3 separate regions of the Homo sapiens genome follow, and all the other regions are linked to region 1. The links are chromatin loops, found by intact Hi-C in ENCODE. Cell type or tissue: A673. All regions are shown on one strand.

Region 1 (2,500 bases):
GTCTGCTGAATTGTGACTCCCATGATCTGCCATTCTATTCTTTTCTTCTGCTGAGAACGTGGCTCTGATTCAAGTACCACTGTTCAGTGACATATGTCTTGATAGTCTCCACACATTCAGTAAATATTGATTGAGGTTTTAAAATATACCAGACACAAGGTGAGATGCTAGGGATATATGAAAGTACATAAAACAACATACCCGCCCTCAAAAAACTCAACTACATGCTCCAACTGAGTGTCATCAACTGCCATTATTCTTACTAGCAAAAATTTTACCATTAGCATTTTTTTTTTTTTTGAGACAGGATCTGGCTGCTGCCCAGGCTGGAGTGCAGTGATGGAATCATAGCTCACCACAACCTTGAACTCCTATGCTCACGTGAGCCTCTCACTGCAGCCTCCCGAGTAGCTAGCTAAGACTACAGGCGCTCATCACCATGCCTGGCTAATTTTAAACATTTTCTTTTAGAGAGGGGGTTTTGCTGTGTTGCCCAGGCTGGTCATGAATCCTGGCCTCCAGCTATTCTCCTGCCTCGACCTCCCAAAGTGCTGGGATTGCAGGCATGAGCCATCGTGCTCAGCTAACATTAGCTTTCAGGGAAAGTTTGGCTACCCTTCGTTCTAATAGGTAGATTTGGAAGCTCTTATTCGGGTGTCCAATGTAGCCATTTTCTGTATCTGGTGAAGCAAAGGGTGAGGATTTTCTTCCTCTATCTCGAAAGTGATAGAAAGTCATCACTCTGACCCAATATAGCACAGTGCATGGGCAGAGTGATTTCTTATCATCTATTAGTTTATTTAGTCTTTCTTCTAACTTTTATTACCTTAAATTATTATTAAGTAGGATTCTAAAAAAGCGCAAGCCACTGCACAATAGCATATTTCAGAGATGGTCAATAAAAGAAAACAAATTTTTTTTAAATAATAATAAAACTTAAGCACAGTCTGCAAACAAGTCATTGGTTAAAAAAAATACAACTAATCAAAGAACGATAGTCTACTCATAAATGCCTTCCTTATAAACACCAACATTCAAAGACAAATAATTTCTTTTAAAACTGGAATTCTAGCTGTGGTGTTTCTAATCTTGAGTTTTTTTTTTTTAACCCTGAGATTTAATAAAAGTCTCCAAAAGCGATGAGAAAAATTTAATTCAGTAGAGAATAAGGATGTAGGTTGTCAAAAGGGTGAGTAGAGAAAATTAATCTAGTAGGATGCTTTATTAATATTACTAAAACTAATTAAAATGACAATAGTAATGATGGGATAAGAAGAGAATATGGCCATTTCAAATGATGACATTTTTCTAGTTTAGGTGAGTTGTCAAAATTCCTTCCTTCCTTCCTTCCTGCCTGCCAGCCTGCCTGCATTCAGTCAACACATATACCCAGCATGTGTCAGGCACTGTGGTAGGTGCTGGGATACAAATTCCTTCTTATGAGATATTCACTGATAGCTAAATAAAATCCCACCAAGGAAAGTTACAGCGCAAAGTCTCCAAGATGAACTTTCGTGTTGCCTTGCAGCCTTGTTTTACTTCAGTTGTCTAGTGCTGCCACCTGCTGGGCATTTTCTTTTTCTTTTCTTTTATAAAATTTTATATCCATAGTTTTTAGGGGTCTATATGGTTTTTGATTACAGGGGTAAGTTCTTTAGTGGTGATTTCTTAGACTTTGGTGCAATGCTTGGTATTTTCCTTCTCAGTGAGTTTAACTACAGGTGTGGACAGAGAACCCAGAATTTATTTTATTTTATTTTATTTTATTTTATTTTATTTTATTTTAGAGACGGTATCACTCTGCTGCCCAGGCTGGAGTGCAATAGCACGATCATAGCTCACTGCAGCCTCAAACTCCTGGGCTCAAGTCATCTTCCCACCTCAGTCTTCCTAGCAGCTGGGACTACAGGTGTGCACTACCTCGCCTGGCTAATTTTTTAATTTTTTTGTAGAGATGGGGTCTTGCCATGTTGCCCAGCCTGGTCTTGAACTCCTGACCTCAAGTGTCCCACATGCCTTGGCCTCAGAGTGCTGAGATTGCAGGTGTGAGCCACTGCACCTGGCCTAGAACCCAGAATTTCTTAGGAAAGGAAGGACGGTGAAGAGGGCATTTCCATGTCTGCATGCTGGACTATCCATTTTTCTTGATGAGTACACATTCTCTCTTCCTCTCCACCTAATTCCATGGTGGTACCAGCCCTAACTTCTCCAGAATTACAGGCTCCTCTCTTGCTGGGTGCTGACTCATCTGCCCAATATGCCTAGGGCAATTGCCTTACTTCTCTCTCTCCCACAGAGTTTTGCTACTGAGCTTGTTTGGAGAAAGTTTTGGCCTTCTTTGGCCTTCTTTGGCTTTCTTCCCATTCTTGTGGGAGTTGGAGATTCTTGCCAAGACACTGGAGGTGTGTGCCCAAGTTGCTTAACATGGGCAGGCAGAGGCCAAAAGCCCTCGCAGCAAGCACTTCCACACAATTTTGAATCTGTTCTCACTTCTGCATGT
Region 2 (2,500 bases), 440 kb before region 1:
GGCTCAGGGAAGGTAAATGGCGCTCACTCACCAACTTTGCTCAGGACAGACCCTAGTTTTCTCCTGGACATTGAGCGTATTCACGTTAGTCTCTCAGCCTAGAATGAACGGAATTTATTGTGTTAAACTGGTGAATCAAAGGGACATGAATGCTAACTGAGGAACAGCTGTGGGACTCTGCTGTGGGATCCCAGTTGTAGCAACTTGCTCAGGTGTCTGTGTGCAGTGTTGGCTGTCAGAGGAATGAGATCGAGTTTGGGTGGGCTACCTCTTATCCAGGTAATCTGGAATGCATTTCCCAGGCTCTCTGAGCCTCAGTTCCTAATATTATCTAATATTACTACTTATATCACATACTTTTTGTAATAATTAAGTGAAAATACTTGATCGCTTTAAAGTTCCAAACAAATCTTATTTTTCTATAAAACTTGTATGGAATATTATTGAAGTCCAACCATTTGTGTGTTCCAGATAAGGAAACCATAGTCAGAAGAGATTAAATGAGTGTTCGAGGCAATTAGCGGCAGAGGTAGGAATGGAATCCAGGGCTCTAGGAAAGGGAGTGGAGGCAGGACACTGTGGGCCTCTCGGGCCAGGTGAGTAGGTTCTGACCAGCCAGGGCCACTAAAATGGCAGCGAGGGGGGTCCATGTGTGTCAGCTGTTGGGTGAGGAGAGCAGGCACAGAATGAAGTCTTTCATAAGTGAGTTACTGCTTGGCTGTCTTCCCAGAACGCCTGCTAAGCCGAAACTGCCCAAGGGAAGGGGCCTGTGTCGATCCAAGAATCCTTACTCTTGTAAGTGAGTTTGGATGGACTGTAGGGACATCAGAGGAGTTGGAGGAGGTGCGATTTTCCTCCCTTAGCCAAGCAGGAGTGTGTTAGATGGGACTTAGTAGGGAGAGGACCAGGGAGCAGGGTGAGGGGAGTTCATCCCAGGTGCTACCTGGGCCTGGCTGGCAGAGTGGTCCTATGTGTGTAGGGGACAGATTCCTCCATGTCAGCCACCACCTTGTGTTTAGTACGTTGCAGGGGCAGGGCACCCCTTCTCAGGGATATGGGATGGACAGCTGCTTCCTAACATCCTTTAGGAAGATTTTCTCTGGAAAATGATGGACTGAGACAGGAACACACTCAGGAAATAAGAAGGAGAGGTGGTTAAATACCTCACAGTTTTTGTTTTGTGGACCACACAGAGGTTTGAATGCTTGAGTTCCTAGCATTTACTCCCAATCCCTTTTTCTCTCTTACTTGCATTCTCTGGGGGCTTTTTAGGGTCTCTAATTAGCCAACTTCCGTTCCTTCCTCCTGCCCCCACCAGGGTCCCTCCACTGTGAGGTGCTGCAGACTCATAAAACTTGCGGCTTCACCGGGAGCTCGTGGTTCATTCTGGCACCTGGAAAGCCTGGGACCAAATGATTCCTGATTTCTGAGTTCTCCTTTGGTTCCAGAGGGCTCAGGGCTGTGGTGTAGAAGAGGGGCTCATTCTGGCTTGAGAAAACTCAATGTTAATTTTCAGGATTTTTGTGATCTAGTTAACATAACACTGGCCACTTGAAATTGGCCAAGGTAGGAGAGTATTTACACCATGGGAGTTAGCAAATGCTATGAATCAGGGCATTTTTTCGCCAGATACTTGGTTGTTAACCTTTTACCAGCATACTGCTTGCTAAGGGAGGGGTGCAGGATTCAGAGAAGTTTTTGGAGCAGCTCTTATTCAAGTTCCCAGAGACCCCCTAGAGCTCCCCAAGAAGGTCCAGTGGCCTAATACCCTAATTCCAGGCACCAACCTGTTTGGGTGTCAGATACCCTGGAAGAGACTGGCAGGGGAGCCAACACTGAGCGATACTCTGGGCTGGACAGTGACCAGGCTCCTTCTATCCCATGCTCCTGGCTCCCATCACCTGGTGTGACTAGGGAACCGCTCCAGGGCACAGCAGCCACATTCTTTAATGTGATGGAAAGGCAGGCCCGGGGCTCTGAGCCTGCTTGGAACTCCATGCCAGGACTCTCCTCTTTCCCTTCCTTATCTTTGGATGGCAATCACACAAGACCCAGATGTCAAACTGTCACTAATTTCCTAACCAAGGCATGTGGTGTTTGGCAGGCCCCCAGGCATCTGACTATGACTTTGAACCACCTTGACCTTGTTTGTGTGATCAGCCCCTGTAGACATTGTACATAGGCTCTGCTTCCTCCTACCCCTCCAAAACTTTCTCTCCCAACCGCCATCTCCAACTCCTCATGAACACAAATCACAACACAGCAAAACAAAAAAATTGATAAACCAACAAAGCAACAACAAAAACAAATGTAACTCCCCTCTAAAAGGGAAAACCACAAACAACATCCTCTCCCACCACCTCGGGGGGAAACTAACTTGCTGTCTTCCAGAAATGATAGAAACATGCTATTGAAAAAGCACTCAACACATGAATCATACGTCCTCCCACGACTTCATCTGCATGAAAACAGACAACTCATTTGCTTCCATCCCTAGTTT
Region 3 (2,500 bases), 300 kb before region 1:
CATAACCAACATGGTTTCTAAAGAAAAAAACCACGCTAGACAAAACTGATGCCTTAAAAAACTTTGAGTAGGAAAGTCAAATTATTGACATAGGGAATGTTTAATGATTGTGGTTAATTTAAATTTCAGGAAAGCTTCTAAGAAAGTCATTTTATGTTCTTTTAACTGCCCAAGTGGAATTTTAAAGAAGGCCTGCAAATGACAGTGTCATGGGCATAATTACCAGAAGAGAGGCTGAGTGTCCCTGTTACATTTTTTGAAATTTATTACCTAAAAATTAACGTTTATTTCCAGTTCAGCAACAAAACACGCAAAGTAGCATATGAAAAAAAAAGTTGCTACTAAGCTTTACAAATATGGTTCTGAACTGGGGGCATGTGGCAATATCTGGAGGCATTTCTGGTTGTCACACTGGGGTGCAGGGTGCTCCTAGCATCTAGTGGGTAGAGGCCAGGGATGCTGCTGAATCTCTTACAATATAGTAAGCAACCCCACAAATTATTATTTGGCCCAAATATCGAGAGTGTTGAGAAACCCTGCTTAGAGAAACACGGTTTACAACATTCAGGGGGCCATCTGCTGCTTGTTTTTTTTTTTTTTCCCCTCCTCCTCCTCTATTCTAGATCAGCCATTACCTAGAAGCAGAAAGTTGGTCAATCCAGTGCAGCCAGGTGTGTGTTGATACGCAGAGGTGTGTTTACAATGGGCAATTGCTTGTGCTTTGCCGTGGCTTAGGAAAACAGAAAACATATGTGCACGGTGGCACGCTGGGGGAGGGAGAAGTGGAGGCAAATAATACAAAAATCTACGCTTCCTGGCTTCCTGGGGCAGAAGAACCACAGCTGCAAATGAGGCTGGACCTTTTCACCTGTGATTACATAAGGTGTGGAGAAGGCTTGGAAACACCGGTATCCGAAACTCACAGCCTGCAGCTGAGATCCAGCCCGCAGTCAGAACCTAATAAGGCCCAGCCTCCGCTTTGCTCAGGTGTGGGTGCAGCCTGGGAATTCACATCCAGGGACTGCAGGGAGGTAGGACTCTGTATTACAGCACTGTGCGCCCTTACACAAACTGGAATTTCCAGTCTCCTCAAGCCCCTTCTATTATTTTCCACTCAGACACCATGCTGTTGATGTTTTTTTATCTTTTAAAAACATTGTCCTGAAACTTCCTCCTCTTTTAGGGCTCTTTGATTTCTCAGTTGTTCACACTGAAAATCAAATGCAGTGACTCAGCCGCTGGGAATATTCCTGCTGGAGTGATGGCTCCTCCCCTCCCCAGTGCTCATCTTATTCATCCCCTCCAAATATGGACAGCAGGCAAAGCTTCAGGGAGGGGAAGCAGGAGCACAAAAGTAAATCTCCAAGGAAATAAGAAAACGGAGGTGGCCTTGAAGGGCACCCCACACAGGCCTTCCCTGTCAGTGCCCTGCGTGGCTCTGCAGGCAGTTGTGCTGGCTGTACCCACAGCTCCCACACAGTCCCTCTCAGATGGGCAGGATGGCAGCTCAGCAGTGAGGCAGGGGGGGACAGTGACACGTAGCAATTAACTTTCTTGTGCCATGCATTCACATGTTGTCTCATTAACAGTCAAAAGGGCCCAGAAATGGGTATTACTATTCTCAATATTACAGATAAGGAAAGAAGGGCTCAGGGACATTATGCACCTGCTTGGGAGTCAAGAACCGGATTCCAATCATGCTGACTTCGCAGTCCAAGCTTTTGCCACAGGCCCACACTGCTTCCCTAGGACTGTTCGGGGCCATCTGTCTCCAGGAGCTCTTGAGGGTACTGGGCTACAGAGGTCTACAGAAGGGCATCTCCCTGAGATAGTGTGGGAGGAAGCGGCTCTTTCACCTGGTACTAAAACACTGGAATCCCTGTGGCTTCTGGGGACATCCCACAACCCTATCTTTTCTTTCCTGCAAACACAGATATTTATGCACAGATGCATGTGTGCGAAGGTGCACATGTGTCTGCACACCCCACACCTTCCAACAAAGGCCGAGGGCTGAGACTTGCCCCCAGCACTTTCATGCAATCCCTTCACACTTCTCTTTTACGAGGTCTTTTAGCTGTCAAGGCTGCTCCTGAGGCTCATGTACAAAATTAAAAAAAAAAAAAAAAGTCTATAGGCTTCCTTTGAAACAAATTCACAGCAGCATTAAACACTGTGGGAGGAAGTGGAGACAGAAGCAAGATGCCAGAATACAGTGACTTCTCCCAGTCCTTGAAGCCCCTGAGGATAAGCCTCAAACTGCTTTCTCTGGAGTTTCATACTTTTTTCTTCATCTTACTTCAGAGGCTTCCCTAATTGAATCTTTGTATATATATAATTCATCCAGTCAATAAAACCAAATCAAGAAAGTACATTGTTTTAGTTGGGTGACAAATAAGCAATGCAAGAGACTTGATGTCTCGCTGATTAGAATCTTTTTGTTTCTGTTAAGGATGTAACCTTGAGAGATAGTAAAAGTATTTTTTAAAGTCACAAAAGGCTA

Evidence for each region. A loop is a pair of places that touch in the nucleus more often than their neighbours do. Peaks named below come from ENCODE experiments on the same cell type or tissue, not always from the same donor. Only the 100,000 strongest peaks of a DNase experiment are listed, where the experiment ranks them.
Region 2: a loop joins it to region 1, with 4 times the contacts of the local background. A loop is called at or near these places in 23 of 110 quality-filtered maps.
Region 3: it touches region 1 in a loop (3-fold over the local background); 8 of 110 quality-filtered maps call a loop at or near these places.

The regions. Positions count from the first base shown.
Region 1 is chr12:11,580,423-11,582,922 of GRCh38, reverse strand. No RefSeq gene overlaps it. Among named protein-coding and RNA genes, the nearest start is that of LINC01252, 34 kb to the right of the region's middle. In A673, CTCF peaks have their summits at 1,560 (motif pointing left) and 2,473; DNase peaks (open chromatin) are centred at 1,532 and 2,462; H3K27ac peaks cover 610 bases.
Region 2 is chr12:12,016,843-12,019,342 of GRCh38, reverse strand. No RefSeq gene overlaps it. Among named protein-coding and RNA genes, the nearest start is that of BCL2L14, 53 kb to the left of the region's middle. In A673, a CTCF peak has its summit at 1,303; DNase peaks (open chromatin) are centred at 732 and 1,352.
Region 3 is chr12:11,876,929-11,879,428 of GRCh38, reverse strand. The region is part of intron 5 of ETV6 (ETS variant transcription factor 6); the gene reads right to left. Among named protein-coding and RNA genes, the nearest start is that of BCL2L14, 190 kb to the left of the region's middle. RefSeq lists an enhancer at 395-1,192. In A673, no CTCF peak of the experiment used is centred here; a DNase peak (open chromatin) is centred at 1,278; H3K4me3 peaks cover 675 bases; H3K27ac peaks cover 2,500 bases.